Regions from separate parts of the Mus musculus genome. Here region 2 is linked to region 1. The links are chromatin loops, found by intact Hi-C in ENCODE. Cell type or tissue: left cerebral cortex. All regions are shown on one strand. Links, peaks and the distances in the headings refer to the core of each region. The heading gives the core; the rest is flanking DNA.

Evidence for each region. Peaks named below come from ENCODE experiments on the same cell type or tissue, not always from the same donor. Only the 100,000 strongest peaks of a DNase experiment are listed, where the experiment ranks them.
Region 2: it touches region 1 in a loop (3.0-fold over the local background); 2 of 42 quality-filtered maps call a loop at or near these places.

The regions. Positions count from the first base shown.
Region 1 is chr10:57,624,787-57,634,396 of GRCm38, forward strand. Pkib (protein kinase inhibitor beta, cAMP dependent, testis specific) reads left to right here and starts at 7,195. Exons shown (of 5, transcript NM_001039051.2): 1 at 7,195-7,421. In left cerebral cortex, for the core only: CTCF peaks have their summits at 4,949 (motif pointing right), 5,978 (motif pointing right) and 7,361; DNase peaks (open chromatin) are centred at 4,951, 5,989 and 7,312; H3K4me3 peaks cover 704 bases; H3K27ac peaks cover 679 bases.
Region 2 is chr10:57,525,074-57,534,683 of GRCm38, forward strand. Serinc1 (serine incorporator 1) reads right to left here and starts at 7,456. Exons shown (of 9, transcript NM_019760.3): 1 at 7,284-7,456; 2 at 2,592-2,753; 3 at 252-421. The coding sequence starts at 7,322. In left cerebral cortex, for the core only: no CTCF peak of the experiment used is centred there; DNase peaks (open chromatin) are centred at 4,292, 4,855 and 6,187; H3K4me3 peaks cover 3,369 bases; H3K27ac peaks cover 743 bases.

The DNA of each region.
Region 1 (9,610 bases), core at 2,573-7,572:
TCTTACAATCATCATTGACCAAATGACAATTTCTAGTTCTCTGTCTCTAATAAAGAGAAAGAACCAGTGAGTTTTGCTTTATGAAGATAGTTCTATTAGATCCTGGCAGCTACGCCAATACTTCCTGGAGTGCCTGCCAGCCAGCATACAAAGGAGCATGGCTAACACTATTTTAAATACTTCTTTCTCTCTCCTGAAGGATGCTTAAGACTGTCTCCCATATGGAGACAGATTAGGGAACTACTTCAGTTTTGGTGCCAATGTCGGAAAGGTACAAGGTACTCAAGCCCTGTTCAGTTTTGTGCTTTTATGGAGAGATGAAGTATGTTCCTCCCACAGACTGTCTTTTGACACTAGGGAACTATGCCAGTACTCTAGAATGGAGGGTGGTGAAGAAATTGACCACAGAACCCCATTCTCTTGATTATCTGTACTTGGACTAGATCTTCCCATAGGAACATGGATCTGTGGGGCAGTGGACCACACCACCAGACAGAACAGGTAAGGTTGTAGCAAAGTTCAGAAACCAGATAAAACTCATAAGTGAGAAAGGCAGGAGTTCAGAGTCCATCCGAACCAGAGTCCTATCCTGAAGTGCATGACCACAACATGCCACTAAGAAGACCATGACAACCAGCCATGTAGTATGGAACTTAAGAGTTCTCTATGCTAATGAAGTATCTAGATAGGCCCCAAGTGTTCAGCCAATGAGCTTCTCTTCCTGGGCATCCCTTCCTGCAAAAGGTATTTAATCTCTGGTTCACCCTGAGGAAGATGTATGCATCTTCATCTGCCATGAATAAAGTAGTTTGGACAAACAAAAATAGTCTCCTTCATCAAGGACCCCAGGCGGGTGTGGAGGGACGGTGCTATTGTCATACAGAGCCCTTTCTAAGTCCCCCTTAGAAGCTCCTATATACTCCTAGCACTCACTTTGAACTAAGTCGTAGTTCACCCCACCCCAACCCTGGGCTCATGGCAGTCCATCTGGGCTAACTCCTCTCAGTCCCCAGTGATATCTGGGTACAGGGGAGGAGGATGGGACCTCTCTGACCCCCTCATTCTCAGCTCCTTGCAGTTCCCAGCTGAGTCTGGGTGCCAAGAAATTTGAGACCACAGCTCTGTTCCAGCCTCTACTGTTTCTCACCTGGATGAACATGGACTGGGACCCCTGGGAACCCCTGTCCTAGACTGCATTTCCCCTGCACTGAACAGCACATGTCCATGTTCTGACATGGTGATATGGAAACTCTGAACTACATGGATCCTTGTCTTGGTGCATCTGCTAATGACAAGTCACTACTCCAAAGACCTAACATTGCTCTGGGAGTTTTTTTTTTTTCCATTTTTTATTAGGTATTTAGCTCATTTACATTTCCAATGCTATACCAAAAGTCCCCCATAGCCACCCACCCCCACTCCCCTACCCACCCACTCCCCCTTTTTGGCCCTGGCGTTCCCCTGTACTGGGGCATATAAAGTCTGCGTGTCCAATGGGCCTCTCTTTCCAGTGATGGCCGACTAGGCCATCTTTTGATACATATGCAGCTAGAGTCAAGAGCTCCGGGGTATTGGTTAGTTCATAATGTTGTTCCACCTATAGGGTTGCAGATCCCTTTAGCTCCTTGGGTACTTTCTCTAGCTCCTCCATTGGGAGCCCTGTGATCCATCCATTAGCTGACTGTGAGCATCCACTTCTGTGTTTGCTAGGCCCTGGCATAGTCTCACAAGAGACAGCTACATCTGGGTCCTTTCGATAAAATCTTGCTAGTGTATGCAATGGTGTCAGCGTTTGGATGCTGATTATGGGGTGGATCCCTGGATATGGCAGTCTCTACATGGTCCATCCTTTCATCTCAGCTCCAAACTTTGTCTCTGTAACTCCTTCCAAGGGTGTTTTGTTCCCACTTCTAAGGAGGGGCATAGTGTCCACACTTCAGTCTTCATTTTTCTTGAGTTTCATGTGTTTAGGAAATTGTATCTTATATCTTGGGTATCCTAGGTTTTGGGCTAATATCCACTTATCAGTGAGTACATATTGTGTGAGTTCCTTTGTGAATGTGTTACCTCACTCAGGATGATGCCCTCCAGGTCCATCCATTTGGCTAGGAATTTCATAAATTCATTCTTTTTAATAGCTGAGTAGTACTCCATTGTGTAGATGTACCACATTTTCTGTATCCATTCCTCTGTTGAGGGGCATCTGGGTTCTTTCCAGCTTCTGGCTATTATAAATAAGGCTGCTATGAACATAGTGGAGCATGTGTCCTTCTTACCAGTTGGGGCATCTTCTGGATATATGCCCAGGAGAGGTATTGCTGGATCCTCCGGTAGTAGTATGTCCAATTTTCTGAGGAACCGCCAGACTGATTTCCAGAGTGGTTGTACAAGCCTGCAATCCCACCAACAATGGAGGAGTGTTCCTCTTTCTCCACATCCTCGCCAGCATCTGCTGTCACCTGAATTTTTGATCTTAGCCATTCTGACTGATGTGAGGTGGAATCTCAGGGTTGTTTTGATTTGCATTTCGCTCTGGGAGGTTTTTACCTTCAAAGTTTTATTTATCTTACATTTAATGTTCCAAATACTTCAGAAATGTTAATAAGCCTCATATTACTATGATAGCTCAGTTTTGCCAAATACACTTAAAAAATCTTTCACCTGGTAATATCATCCAGCCTGCCCAATTCTGTGGCCCTGTCAGATTGGGGTATAGTGGACTAATGGTGCTGTCTTAAAAACATATCTTCAAATCCTAGTCCCTGATGCTTGTGAATGTGATCACCTTTTAAAAGATCTTTGAAGATATTTCTCAAACACTTTCACAGAGGTCACCTAAGACCACCAGAAAACACAGATGTTTATATTATGATTTATAACAGTAGCAAAATTACAGTTATGAAGTAGTAATTAAAATATTTTTTTTTGGTTGGTATTCACCACAGCATGAGGGTTGCAGTCTTAGGAAGGTTGAGAGCCTCTGATTTAATATAGAATGTGTGTCCAGATGAAGCCATCTGAACATAACTGGATGTGCCACAAGTGTCCTTACGTAAGAGCAGAACATGGAGAGTGGAAACACAATGGGGAAACATGATGAGAGAGGCAGGGAGAAAATAACACAGAGCACAAGCTCATCTGCATCAAGGATGACTTATGACTGAAAGCCAGAAGGGGTAACACTGGCCTTCTCCCATGGGACCTTTAGAGGTGGGGGGAGGAGGGAGGGAGGAAAGGAGGGAGGAAGGGAGGGGGAAAGAGAAAGAGAGAGAAAGAGACAGAAATAGAGACAAACCGAGAGACAGACACAGAGAGACAGAGACACAGACAGAGCCTATCCATACCTTGATTTCAGACTTTGATCCCTTAACTCTGAGAGATTACAAATACGTTTGAATCACCCAGGTTGTACCAATTTGTTATGCAACCTCAGGAAATTAAAATACCCTCAGAAAGAACAGCAGAGTAGGTTGCTAGTGGCTGTCCCCAAGTCCCACTCAGATCTCAGCCAGCACTGCCCCAACCAATCAGAACCCAGAATGCACTTAAGACCTAGCACAGCACTTCTCCCTAAGACTCGTGTCCCATCAAAGTGCAATCTCCTGCTTCAATTGGGCAGAGGCTCCTTACTGCTTCTTGCTTCACATCTCTGTCCATGTCTCCACTGCCCCACAGTTTTGATCACATACTCATTATTGGCCAGTGGCAAGAGGAAAGTGCTTCTTTTTGTTTAAATGATGTTAAAGGTTTCAAGGCAGGGAGAGAAGGTAGGGTTTTCTCAGAGGCAAAGCTATGTTCTAGAGTACAAGTTACAGGGCCTTGAAGGGTTTTCTCCATAGAACCGTTCTAACCTTGGAGGATCTTTATTTAGCATTGAAGAACACTGTTACCATCTGTAGAATCCTTGACTACAACTTCCTCCTTGTTCTGGATTTCAGCTTCTTCTTTCAGCTCAGTGGATTCTTCTTCTTCTTCTTTCACCCTCCTAGAGGGCATGGGAACAGCATCATGTCCTGCTGCTGTCTAGTATTGAACTGTTAGCCACCTCTCACCTTTCACCCACTTAGATTCTCCCTCTCTGGGTGTGCACATGTGAACTTCTTCCTCGACTCGGCAGTCTTCCTTCAACTCCAGACCTTTCCACTACATTCATGAATGTCCCCTGCACCATGATCTAATAATATACCCACAGGCATCAATGTTGGTGGCTTTGGTGTCTATGTGGATACCTTACTCCCCAATTGTTTGGCCATTGCCATGGCCAGCCAGTCTTACCCACAGCTTCTCCATAAATTATGCCACCATTACTCTGTGGAAACGTCTATAATTGGCATCCTACCTTCTCACTGTTAGTCCTCTTGTCTGTGTAATTTGATTGAGACTGAATTGCTTTATTTTCTCTTCTTCCTCAGCTTTCGTCTTCTTTATCTTGTCTTGCGTTTACTTCATGTCTGTCTCCTTCATCTACTCCAAGAGCTAACATTTAAGCTTCTCACTTGTCTTCTCACCATCTTGCCATCATATTGCTTGATAAAACGTTGAAGCTGAGCCGGGCGTGGTGGCGCACCCCTTTAATCCCAGCACTCGGGAGGCAGAGGCAGGCAGATTTCTGAGTTCAAGGTCAGCCTGGTCTACAAAGTGAGTTCCAGGACAGCCAGAGCTATACAGAGAAACCCTGTCTCGAAAAACAAACAAACAAACAAAAAAATCAAAAAAAACCACAAAACAAAACAAAACAAAACCAACAACAACAAAAAAAAACAAAAAAAACAAACAAACAAAACAAAAAAACCGTTGAAGCTGATTTGAGCTTTCTGTATTTAAAGTCACTGTCTGACACAATTTAATGCAACTGTGGGAAGCTACTGTTGCCTTCAACTCTTGGACTTGAAATTTTTCATTGGATATACAGTGAGTTCTGTCCAGTGGCAGTTGCTGCAGAACTTCCAGCTGGCCACATGGTGGCATTGGCTTTATTTAGACATGAGAGGACACATACAAAAAAAATCTTCAATCTTCTCTAAGTATCCAAGATCATTCCACAAATAGGTTTTTTTTTTAAGTCACTATACATAAAAACAAGCATAAGGAAATCAATTTGTTCATTTTAAAACTACGCATTTGGTAAAGACATTTGCAACCACAAAACCCGACCAGCATAATAGAAGAAAAGAACCAAGTCCCCCCAAAATGGTCCTCTGACTGCTACACATTTGTTGTGGCACCCTGTTTCTTATGTAAGTAAATAAATAAATAAAAAATATGTAAGTAAATAAATAAATAAATAAATAAAGCAGTACAGAATTTTATAAACATCTCTCTAAGCATATGTTTTAGCTCTTGAGGGCACACGATTGTGACTCCTTCTAATGGTTCAGATGAATTTTAAGTATGTAGGACTTTATAGGCACATCACTGAGGACTAATTTTAAAAATAAAAATTGTCCCCAAAGGCAGGTTTTTTAAAAACAAACAAACAAACAAACTGTGAATAAACAAAACTACAGTTGCACATTCACAAAACATTGGCCATTGTTATAGAATAGCTCACATGTCAGGTATGTTACCCCATACCCCATTATAAATCCCTAATGGGAACTAGCTTTAGAATAACTAGATAACACAAGTATTACACTATGGACTAGTATTGGACTTGGAAATGTGCCAAATAGTAGGTTTTCAAGCTATGCTAAAGACAGAAGTAATGTTTGGTGGTCTCTTTTGTGGATACATTGTGACTACATAAATGTTCTCGGGAAAAGATGCACATATTCCAACATTTAGAGAACTCATCATATTACCAGGCTGCAATTTAAATCTGTCATCAGTTCTGAAGGTAAAAAGACCTGAGTTTTAAAATCAGCTTGGTTAAAAATGAGATTAGCTTTTAGTTTGTGTTTACGTGTGTTTTTCCTGCAAGTATACTTATGTTATCACATGCAAGCAGTACCTGTGGAGACCAGAAGGGGGTGACAAAACCTTTAGAACTGGAGCTTCATCCAGTTGCCAGGTGCAATATGGGAGCTGGGAACACAGTGCTGGTTCTCTGTGAGAGCAACAAGAACTCTTTACCATGGAATCATCTCCTTAGCCCTCTCTTAAAATTTTAAATCACATTTATACATGTGTACTGGTGAATGCATGCATGTGTGTGAGGCGTGTGTGTAATCAGAGCTCAGTTTATGGGAGCCAGTTTTCTCCTTCCACTATCCAGGTATGGGAAATCAAACCCAACTCATCAGGTTTGGCAGTGAGCACCTTAACCCGCTGGGGCATCTCACAGGCCAGGGTTTGGATTTCCCCGTTTCACCTTATGCAACTGACCTCACTTTGTTGGAGTTGAGTCTATTATCTGCAAGTAGAGAGTTATTACCACACGGCGCAGTTACAAATAGTCAATAATTCAAGGAGTCTAACCATCATACACTTTGTAGACACTTCCAATGGGGACTTTTCCCTGATTATATTTTAATATGTCAGTCTTTCTATAAGCAGGCCAAATGGGGCTGGTCAATGGGAAGTATCTGGGTATCCCAGACCTGGACTTCCTGGAAGCCAGATGCAGGATAATTGAGCAGCCCATAATAAAGACTTGGAATTCTGGTGACTCTCAGAGGCCACTGGGACTTCCAGCAAAAGTCACCTCCTCCAGAATCAGAGTCTTTTTTGTTAGCAGCAACTTCTTCCATTTCCTACATCTTTTAAAGGACATAAGGACAGCTTAACAGTAAGAACTTTGTTTTCTTTAGTGAGAGTCTAAAAGTGACGCCTGATACACATTGATGTCTGCTTTTTATTGCACAAAAATAAAAAAAGAAAGAAAGAGAAGAGAAGAGAAGAGAAGAGAAGAGAAGAGAAGAGAAGAGAAGTGTTCTTTATGGCGTGAGACTCCAATGTGCTAAAAGAATCTGTAAATAAACGCGAACACCCAGATTCCAGGTGCAACAGAGCTAGTTTCTCCAAACATCCCTTGTTAGATAAAGTGCAACCTCCTGATACCAGGAGCCTAAGTCCTGTAAATAAGAGGGAAGGATAGCAGCATCCAGACAGACAGACAGACAGCAGCGGAGGTGTGTAATTTCAAGGGAACTGACTCTGTCTTCGGTGAACATGCACAGAGGCTGTCCCCTTAGGACACCTGGAGCAGGAACTACTGTTGCGTTTGTCCCCTGGGGCTCAGCGGTGGCAGGTTCTGCTTAACTGGGCAGGTCCTGTGGAGCCTAGCTCAGCTCGCGGGGGCGGGACCGAGCGGCTCCCTCCGCCCCACACATTGCTGCCACCAGCTCAGCCCAGCCGCATCCCAGAGCAGAGGCGGCTGCAAGCTCCAGCCGCGTCGCAGCTCCGTGCCGCAGAGAGGCCGGCAGCAGGCGCCACCGTGAGGGACCTGGCCCGGCGCCGCCCGCATCTCTTGCGCGCAGCTGGTAAGTACCGGCGAGCAGGTGTCACTAGAGAGGGGATGGAGGGAAAGGGCTCGGGGAGTTGGGGAGACCGAGTGAGGGGAAAATGTAAGCTCAACTTTGCTATTTTATGCCTGGTCTGCACATGCCCAGGGGGATTTCAGAGCAGATCCCATCCTTCCACCTGGAGCTGGGGGACTGTCGGAGTGAAAGCTGGTGCTCCTGGGAGGTTTGCTCATTGGCTTATGCTCGCTGGCCACTGAGAGTGGACTCAGGGGACCTCTGATTATAAGTTGCTGAGCCTTTCTCTGCTCACGCCATCAACGCCACATCATTTTCTTCCGGCCTCGTTTTTCTATCAGTAGAGGTCTGAGTTCCAACCCGCTTCAAGCGTCCAGAACTGTGGCTTTAGCCAAGAGACTTCACCTTACCGGTTTCCCCCCATTCCTTGATAAAGTATGCCTGCTAGGAAACCAGCGACCTCAGGGGTGCCCCGCAGCCATATCAGACTCTGCTTGCTGCGAGGACCCTCGCTGATAAAGGAAGAGGGACTCAAGTGCCAGATGGTCCCACAGACTGAAAGGCAGAAGGCATCCCAGTCCAGGTTGCTCTTGGCTACAGTTACTGCAGCCTTTTGTGGGTTCCTGAAGGTTTGGAGGGTTTCTGTAAAGGGTGACCAGGTCTCATGGACATCTCAGACCCCACAACTCAATTCCCTTCTTTAGTCAAGCTGAGATGACAGTGGCATTCCATCTTCTCAAAGATAATATCAGAAAGCACTCCTGACTCAGGGAAGCTCCCTGAAGAGCAGGTGCTGAGCCCAAGGGAAGCCATTAAAGCAAACAACAGGGTTAGCAGCTGGACCCTAGCAGACCAGCAGGTGGATACTGGACACTGATGACCACTTAGAGGCATGTTCAGCTGCGAAAGACAAACCAGAACGAGGCACTCTTACCTGTGATTGGATACCGGAAAAAGTAATGGGTTAGACTGACTCTTACGGGTTGTTTTGCTCTTTGTACAGTAACCTTTAAACATCCATCTATCCACTTCACACGATGTCTTTTTCCCCCTTAATGACACGTTAAAAATTTTCCTTGAATTTAATATATTTAATATTCAGAGGCTCAGAGTTTGGCTTATTAAAATGAAAATTAAAATGTGGTGACCTCAACTCTCTGATGCCAAAGATTGCACCTCCAAAACGCTGTACCCTGTGACTCCCAGACACTAGACAGAGCCAGTCAACTGACTCTGTCTCTAGGGAGCTTATTTTCTAAAAAGAAAAAAAAAGTGCTTGGCAAGTTCAACTGATTCAATTTTAAAAATCTAAATCTATCTATCTATCTATCTATCTATCTATCTATCTATCTATCTATCTATATCTGAGAAATAAAGAAAGAAAAGACCCAGAGAATAGCTTTAGTAATTTACTAATATTGTGTCTATGACTTTCTTCAGCAAAGTATTACAGGCAGGAGCTTACTCAATCTAGAATATTTTAAGAAGTGCCAAATTCCCCTCTTGTTAAAGAATTTTTCCCTCCTCTTTAGTCAGCTTAAGTGTATATTTAAATTAATGATAGATCAGATTATTTTTCTAACAGTCTTAGAATTATTTAACTTCCCATCCAGTTTGCATTACAGATTTAAAGGTAAATTTGTTGAGATATAGATTATAAATTTATACATAGTAAAATCTACCCTCTTCAAAAGCAGATGATCTTCAGAAAGCCACCTCCTATTAATGATTTTTTTTTTAGAATTTTTACCAGGATGTATAATAGTTGTTATGATCCAGTTTTAATCTTCAGCAATTTGTAAGACCCAGCATGCCTACTTGTAGCCTTCTAGTCCCATCGGAACTCCAGGGCATTGTGTATCTGCTTTTACTTTAGACAGGCTTACTTTGTCTAAACATTGCAGACAAATAGTATACTATATGTTATTTGGTTTCTGGATTCATTCACATCATGCTTTTGTGGTACATCTGTATTGTAGTGTGCATCTGTATTTTGTTCCTTTATAACTGCTGAATAATTTCTGTTGGTGCTGCCGTATCATATTCTGTCCATTTTTCAGTTGATGTGCATTTGAACTCTTTACTTTGAATTATATACTCATATAATATTTGAGAATGTTATGAATTCATTTATTGTGGTTTGATTGAGTCCAGGTCCTTGTTACATCACCTCCAATATCTTCCCTTCCACC
Region 2 (9,610 bases), core at 2,243-7,242, 100 kb before region 1:
CTTCCTTCAATCACACATATAGCCTCCTTTGAAATTAAAATACATAATCAGATGTGATACCAATAAACAACCCACCACTAGTGTTTAATATCCAAAACAAGACTTTCTCTAGTAAAATCAACTATTTTTAAACTTTTTTTTTTTTTTTTTTAATGAAAAAGATATATCTGCTCTGAAATTTCTTTAGATAATATCAACATTCCTGAGAGGAAAAGGTGATATAGATGTTCTCTCCCATAATCAAAGCTTACCCATTGTGGACTGCCGCTCTAGGGTCACTGCTGCTTTTTACCTTGATCATTAGTAAAGAGAGGAGAAGATAGAACATGGCCAAACCAAAGCACAGGCGATACACAGCTTTGTAGCCAACCAGGATATTACAGGGAACAACACCTTTCTCATTCTCACAGAACCCAGGAATCTAGAAAAACAAAATGGGTTTATGATCAATACTTTTCATGAACTAAAAGTTCCATGTAAACCGTAATATGCTTTAAAGGCCATAATACATACACACACACACACACATACACACACACACACGCACACGCACACAAACATATACACTCAGTATAAGCATTTTAATCAGGTAAAATGGGGTGACAGGCAGGCATTTATTCAATCCTAGCGTTTGTGGAAGTAAAAGTAGGTAGAGCTCTACGATTTCAAAGTCAACCTGGTCTACACATAGATCCGAGCAACTGGGGCTACATAGTGAGAACTTTTCACAGACACACACACACATTAAAACTTCAAGGCAAGCAAATAATAAACTAACAATTGTCAAGTCTAAGGTGATTACTTTGAGCTCGATTTATTTTTATTCTTTAAGTATGTATTTTAAGTTACATAAAAACAAAATTGTACATATTTATACTGTTATCATAATTCTAAATTTCCTAAGACTTGCATTCTACTGTGGTATGCTGAATTATATATGCAAAATAGGTGGGAAGAAATTAACAAAAGCTTAAAGAATTACATAAAACAGTCACGTCTAAGATGGAAACAAAATGGCTTTTTAAAGTCAAGGTTATTTATACCAATTTTGAATATAAGACCTTTAAATGTTGTTTGTGACCATAAGGACATTATTGACTTAACTTGAGCTGACAGCTTATTCATATTGTAATTGGGAATGTTGAGAAACAGCAGGGACTACTTCAGAAAGGTATAATCAACTGGGGTAGAGAGGCACAGTAATACTACTGTTGCCAGGCAACAGGGATGGGGCCCAGGGCTTGATCTCCACCAACATACACTCACAGATAGAAAGTTACATTGAACTCAGAATACAAAGAAGAAACTTTTTTTTTAAAGATTTATTTACTATTATACATAAGTACACTGTAGCTGTCTTCAGACACACCAGAAGAGGGTGTCAGATCTCATTATGGGTGGTTATGAGCCACCATGTGGTTGCTGGGATTTGAACTCAGGACCTTTGAAGGAGCAGTCAGTGCTCTTACCCGCTGAGTCACCTCGCCAGTCCCCAAGAAGAAACTTTTGTGAGGTAACTGACAGTATTATTTAGAACTACACATACTGTTCATATGTATAAGAATAAACTATTTCTCCCACGCCTAACTGCAGTACTCTAAGAATACTGCACTTTAGATATCAGTTTTGGAGCAGTTATATCCAGCAACTACCTAACTGCATGTGAATTCTAAGAGGCAGAACCTTGTGAGCGCCTCTCTTCTCCATCACTGATGTTAGTGGTCAATCACGTGTGCCTCACAGATGCTGTGAGTTTGCAAGTAGAATGTTATGTCAAGATTTGACACCATTTCTTCATTTCCTTTGACTCTGTCATTCTTTCTGTCCCTTCATAAACAGTGTTCCCTGAGCCTTGAATACAGTGACATAGATAACCCATTTAAAGCTGAGCATTTAAGCATCAAGTTATTTTCAACACTAACTAGTTTCTAAGCCTCTGTAGGTATTGGAGTCCACTGTAAAACACAAGCTTCTCTGACCATGGCTAAATACCACTGAGCTGTGTATCTGAAGACCAGTTACTTAGGAGGAAATTTGATGGTAGTTCATTTGGTAAAACAGTAGCAGTAGCGTCCTGAGTAGGACCACTACTCTATACAGGCTTTTGATGAGGCTTACAGTCAAAGGTTTACAATAACAAATGTAAATTCCTTCCAGTGGAGTGGCCTCTCTGACAGGCTTGTCACTACTGTACTTGGATACATCTTGCCTGGCTAGTAGGTACTGTTATGTGCAGAGTCAACAACTGATTAAGACTACACATGACAATTCTTCCCCAACAGCCTGCATAGCAACTGCTGATATGATGAGAGCCAGTCTCAGGAAGGAAGCATACAGACCACTTCCAGCCTGATTTCTTTATGGCCTGAGACTGAAGCATGTTGTATCTTCAGTAATGCCATCTACCATCTGTTCTGGTGGGAACTAACTGCGAAAGAACATTTTCAGTGCCGCCATCATAAGACTATAATCCACTAAAACTGGGATTACATATTACTGTACTTTTATATTACCTTATTTTTAATACCCCAAAAGTCATTTCATGCATATTCTATAATCTTAGTTCGTCAACATTAAAACAAAAGCCTGACCTTATTCAGTTGTTCTTCCATTCCTGGTATTAACATTACACAAGCTACACATACTCCGACGAGCAAGAAAAGTGCGTAGATCAATCTAGTCACAGTGGAGTTGTTCCCACTGGGGCAGCATCGGCACAGCAAACACGGGGCACTGCCACACAAACACGGAATCTGGGAAAAATATTAAACATCAGCATAGTTTAAAATCGTCTAATAAAATGCACATTCTATTTGTTGAAGGGATAAACAGTGACATTAATTCAAAAAGCTTAAAAGTGTTCGGCTCGCATACATTACCTACATGCTCTAAAAACCTAAGGCAAAGATGGAACAAGGAAAATAGTAAATAGCCTTTGTCCTCTACATCAAGTAAAATTATTTAAAAACGTGGGAACTAACCATCGGCAACCAAGACTTATCTAAGAAATGGAAGATTCATAAATAGCACAGCTCCTCAGCTCACCTCCAGGCCCACCTCCAAGATAAAGAGTACAGCCATAGAATTCTGGGGGGTGGGGGGATGATCCACCACAACCCTGAAGTGAATTGGTGTTCTTATTTTTTCCTTTTCTAGCTTTCTGTTAATAGCAATAAAACTACCACTAGAACAAGGTTGGGTTTTTTTGTTGTTGTTTTGTTTTTTAAGGGTAAGTCAACAACTAGTTAACAACTAGTTAACAACTAGCTAACTTTCTCTAATGAACTCCTTGCTGAACTATGAGTAGGGTTTTGACCAGGAGAGCTTAACATGCACAAGCATTAATAAGGAATATCTCAAGAAGGCAAAATTTAAGTATCCTCACAAGGGTTGTCCATAACCTAGACTGAACTCCATCAGTTAGACCAGGGTATTCCAGCTCTGGGGAAAAGAACCACAGATATTCCCGGAAAATAGCACTGTACTAGACAAATTTCTATAGCAAATGTAAGTGTTAAGACGAACACAAAGCAGCTGTACACTATGTTTGAGGATCAGAAATTGATGGCATAGCTATTATGCAAACATACACAGAAGATTTCTATGATCACAAAATTAAAAAATAGAACATCTACATAAAGATAACTCAGTATGCAAAGGACAAATCCTGCCAATGCACTTCATTTGAGCTAGAGAAACAAAAGCCAGAGAGGGAGGGATGGGTGGGGAGGGAGGAGAGGGCTAGAGGAGGGGCCCCTGAAGGGCAGGAGGGACAGAGACTGAGACACTAGCTCAGAAATGAAATGAGAAAATAGCAGATCAAAATGAGAAAGGAATCATGGGAATAATGAAAAAAAAAAAAAGGCAAAAACAAAAGACCAAGCAAGCTACCCAGGAACAAAAAGACACTGCTGATAACAGAATTACAGATGGAAAATGTACTTGGGATAATTACCTAAATGCAGGCCAAGAAGAAGTAACAGTGACCGGACTTACCTTTTGCTTTAACGATGGAAAAAAATAATCAAGCAATTATTTCAGATACAGTATGAACTAATAAAACTGGAAAGAAGAAATGCAAGGTAGTGATTCTGGAAAGCAGATGGTGTCGACCCTAGGAGTTGCCCATCTTTCTAACTAGAATAGGTCAGCACAGCAATTTGCCTGAGGAGACAGAGCTGAGAATTCACAGAAGTGAAAGCAGCTAGCATTCCCAGGGCAGAATCCCAGCTGTCTAAAACAGGTTGAACTCATTTCACTTGTAAGCAAGCATCAAAGACATAAACATCTCTAAGTAATTTACCTATATCCAAGAGCATAGCCCAAGAATAGTTTTTAAACATTGAATGAAGTATATCCAGCCTTCATCAAGGTAAAACCTGTATCTGACATCTAACAGAGACTCAGAAGACATGGAGAAGAACAGGAATATACAACCCATGAGGGAGGACCAAGTAGGCAAAACCAATCTGCAAGGTAACATGTACAAATGTCCTTTGATACTGTTAACTACATTTTACACAGTCAAGACAGTGGAGGGAGCCTAGAGCATGGGAAGGAGACATGGAAGACGATTTAGAAGAACCTACTAATATTTGGAGACAAAAACAAGATATGTCAACTCAATACCATAAAACAAAGACATGGGTTTTCACATTTACACTGAGGAGCTTAGCCAACACAGGAGACAGGAATAAAAGATGAAAAACTCAGAACTGAAGAGAATAAAACAAGGCTCAGATGACCAGCAAGAGGAGTCTACAATATACTGACTACATAAAAGTAGACTTTATATGCAGGCAACACGTCACCACACTAGACTCCCCAAATATCCTAACCAGACAGGAACCTGCAAGTTTTCTCTGGGTGCACCAATAGCCTCAGATGAGCTTTCTGCTGCAAATGGCAAAACTAGATCAGTTCATTATAAAGTCAAAGCTGACAAGTCCTACTAAACTGCCTGTGTCTGAAAGCAATCAGGGATGATTTCTTAAAATAACAAAATTGTGTTACAAAACAAAAATGGAGCAGAGCTTGGCAGTGAAACGGGTGCTTGGTAATTCCTACATCTTTCCTCTTAATTACTTAGCTACATTAACTATCTGGGGTAAAGAAATGATTGTGATTGTTCACAAGATCTAGTTATTAAAAAGTATCTATTCAGAATACCAATGCTGACCTTATATTGAGGAAAGATATGTTAGTGGCTGGCAGTATTACAGTTAGATAAAAGGTCCAGAGATGCTCACATGTAAATTTTCTTTCATACATTTTTGTAGTTCAGGAGTAATGTTTTATAGTTACTTTATGAACCAGAAGCAAAGTGTTACTAAACTCGACTGAGTCTTCAAAAATCTGTTAAAAAATGAAAGCCTTTAAATTATGGATTACTTGACATACTTAATTATTTCAACCAGAGGAACAGTTGAATAAAATTTCACCTCATCAAAGTTCCCAAGCAAGTAAGCATATTAAACTTGGGAGTTGGAAAAGATGGAGGTGTACCTCCTAATACAAATTCTACTTACAGATATACACTGAAATCTAATAGTTAAAAGGAGCACACTGAACAAAAGGTATGATTCAAACTTCACACCATGAACCTCCAGATGAGTCAGAAGAAAGGTGCATCATGATGAACAACTTGCCCCCTAGTTCCAGTCATACCTAACCCTGCTATTGTTGCAACCTCTTCAGTGTACCTAGGTATAATAAAATGATGCTGGCAAGACAGCACCAGTTTCATCAAAGACATTCCTTTCGTGAACAAAAGTGTCAATCTAAGTTGTAGATGTAGTCATGCAATGTATCCAATGGTGTTCTCCAAAGCTATTTTGACTTAAAACACACATATACAAAAATTCCTTAAAACTTAAAAAGACAAAAGAGAACAACAACAACAACAGTGCTCAAAACTAAACTGGAAAATAATAAAATGGAGAATTCATATCCCTCTAACTCTATGGTCTCAATGGAATTGCTGTGTGCCCACACCACAACCAAGCTAATTCTAGTATTACAAATTAAATAACTCAACATCCTAACAAACAAACCAAGGAAACATTTTATAATAACTACTTACAATTGTTATGTGTATGCATATGTGTCTTATGTGTGGGAGTATGTGCCCATGGGAGCCAACTGTCAGTGGAGAGTAGACAGGGGGTGTGAGATTCCCTGGAACTGGAGTTACAAGCAGTGAACTGCCGAATGTGTGGGTGCTGGTAACTAAACTCCATAATCTAGCAAAAGCAGCAAGCTGAGTCATCTCCCCAGCTCCTATTTATTAAGTTTTACTACACTTAATTTTGCCTTCTGTATAAAGGGGTCAACAGACTCAATTAGGCTCTCCGAGGTCAAATTTCCTTATCCAACTGCAAATAGCAAAATATAAGGGAATAGCTCATTGGACTTACAAACAGTATTGAGTAAAAACTAAGCATAATTCTCGTCATATCATACCAAAGCAGTTTTCAAATGATGAGGCATGTAAACTAGCCAGTACATTGGTTACATATACACAAAGGGATGATTTAGTTAAAAAAGATTGTTCCGAGTTAAACTTAGAAATCATTGGCCAAAGAATAAGATTTGAATCCAAATACCTCACCCAAAGCAATGAAGCTTTTTATTATAAACTGCTCTGCCAATGTTTTGTCTATTAGAGAACGGGGTCATCTGTGCCATCTGGTTTACGAAATCTTGCCACTGTTCTAGAGGATTGTACTGCCTCACGAAAATGCAACATACCCTTCCTATAGCATCAACTTTCAGATTGCACGTTCATGTTTTACGTCAAAAAAAAAAAAAATCAGTACCCACAGACCTGAACACCTTTTCTAGAAACATAAATTTGGAAATATAAGAATCAAAGCAAACAAAACCGAAAAAGGTACGTAGTAAGGGAATTTGACTTCTGTATTAAAAACAAGAACAAAAAAAACCCGGTAAGACTACGTCGACACTTGTCGAGATGTCCCAAATAACGGGCCCGACTCCCTGGCGGCTGCGTGTCAGAACAAAAGAGGCCTCCGGGAATGACAGTGCCGCAGTGCGAGGTCGCCGGAATCGGGGTGACAAGGAGAAACTCAGTGCCCGTGGGAGGAAGGAGCTGGAACGGCGACGGCCGAGGCTCCCACGAGAGAGAAAGCCATTGCTCGGGAGACGCCCCGCTCCGCCCGGCCTCACCCTCACTAGGCTCCAGCCCCGAAGCGGAGCCGCAAAGACCGGAGGAGGGCGGATAAACCCAGCTCGCACGGGCCGCGAGCCCCAGGTCGCCTTACCCAGCTCGCCACGGAGCACAGCCCCAGAACGCTCCCCATCGCCGCCGCGTCACCAGCTCGGCGCGTGCCGACAAGATGGAGACAGCTTCTTTCGTCCTTTTTCTGGGCTTATTTACTGTCTGGCAGGCACTTCCGGCGCAGACGCACAAGCCCCTCAGCTTCGCGTGCGTCACTTCCGCTCAGACCTGGACCCGGTGACTGCTGCCGGGCGTGCGCAATGCGCCGAGAGGAAGGGCGTGGTCTTCAGCGATGCTAGATTTGTGGCTTCATGGAGTGGGCCTACTTTGCCAAGTAAAGAAGACTGTGTTAGGGAAGGCCTCTGTCATTGTCTTGAATTTGGACGTTAGAAGAGCTACTGTTACTGTTTTTTGGTTCCTCTTGGGATTTAGCCATCTCATTTCCACTAAAGTCCCCTTTTTAGTTTTGTTTTCTTTGTTGTTGTTCTACTAACATACATATTTTACTCCTGCAGCCACTATGTGGAACAAGTTTCACTGGTGTGTGTATATATGTGTGTGTGTGTGTGTGTGTGTGTGTGTGTGTGTATGTATGTTATATATCATATATATACATATATGTATGTATATATGTATATAATATATATCTGTGTGTACATATATATGTGTCCGTATATATATATGCGCGCGTGTGTGTGTGTGTGTGTGTATGTGTGTGTGTGTGTGTGTGTGTGTGTGTGTGTGTGTATTTCCCCCGCAAGTTTGGGCCTTTCCGTTCTTTTGTTTACTATTGAGACACATTTTAACATGTACTTGAAAAAGGGTTCACTTAGTTAAGACATTTATTATAGTATAGGGGTTTATTAACAGCTATCCGGACATACAATTGACATCCTTGTTTTGATGTGTATGTTTGGGCTGTGTTCATAGAAAAGTGTCGATTCTTATTTTTCTGTAATTTGCCCTTGAAAACATTCCATGAGAAGAGTTTGGTACACAGACATCACTTTGAAATACCCATTACTATAAATATTTTAAAATAAAGATGTCTCATAAAATTGACAAAAAACGCATATAGAGGGGTGGAGTAACCCTTATCAATCTGGCAGAACTACAACTGTTAACTAACACAGACCAAAGAGTGGGGATAAAATTGAAAACAGAAGATAATCAGCCTGTGTGTTTTGAGCATGCAAATCTGTAAAGTCTCTGGTATCCGTTCCCTAGTATTTGGAAGTTCAAGATTCAAAAAACAAAAAACAAAAAACAAAAAGAAAAAAACAGAACACACAGAGCTACAAAATGTTCAGTGAGTCCATTTGTAGTTGGAGATAGATATGGAAGACTGGGAACCATTGTAGTTACAAGAGTCCTGAAAGTAGAGCCCAACATTTCAAGACATAAACTATCACGTAGAGGCTATTTGTACCTCCTCTGATTGATAATGTGACCTCTATACTCTTTCGCCCAAGTGTAAAACTCTGTTTTCAGTATAAGTTGTGAAGACACTAGCTGTTACAGTTAGTATTGTCAACTTGACAGAATCTAGGTTCATCTCTGGCCATGCCTATGCAGGATCATCCTGGTTACTCTAATTGATATGGGCCTTAATTGTGAACAGAGCTGTGATGGGCTATAACCTTGACTTACGAGCTAAAATAAGCCCTCACTCTCTAAGCTTCTTTGATGAGAGTATTTTATCACTGCAAAAACAGAAGGGAGGGAGGGAGAGAGGGAGGGAGGGAGGGAGGGAGGGAGGGAGGGAGGGAGGGAGGGAGGGAGGGAGGGAAAACAAGACACCATTAGTAAGATGCTTGATTTCTCAAAAGCTTAGTGTCTTTATTAATATATATGGGTATAAGATTCAACTATAGAACTGTAAGGGTTAAATTATATGACACATGTTTTTACAAGTGCAAATGCTAGCACCATATACAGGAGTCCATAGAAAATCAACACAGGTTATTTTCTCTACTTTCTTCCCTACCAAAATTACCACTGTCTGTGATTTGCCAACCTAGGTTGGATACAGCCTCCACCTAATGGGTTGCGTCAGTTTCTCAGGTGATGTCTCCATGTTCCTTTATATTTTCTTGTCTATATTTGTGGGATGGATATAATCAGCTAACTTATAAAATGAAGTTTTCTTCCTAGAAATTTGATACTCTTATGAAGGAGACCCAGATATCATTTAATATGTATTGCTCATGTAGAGAACTCCTAGTCAGTTGTAATTTCTGGTATCTGTCATGTCTTTTCCGCAGATGTATAATAATTTATGTGAGAACATTGTTTGCTATGTCTGGTAATAGAGTGATATGTTAATTATAAAAAGTATGACTTCTATGAACAAGTTTTAGAGATTCTGCA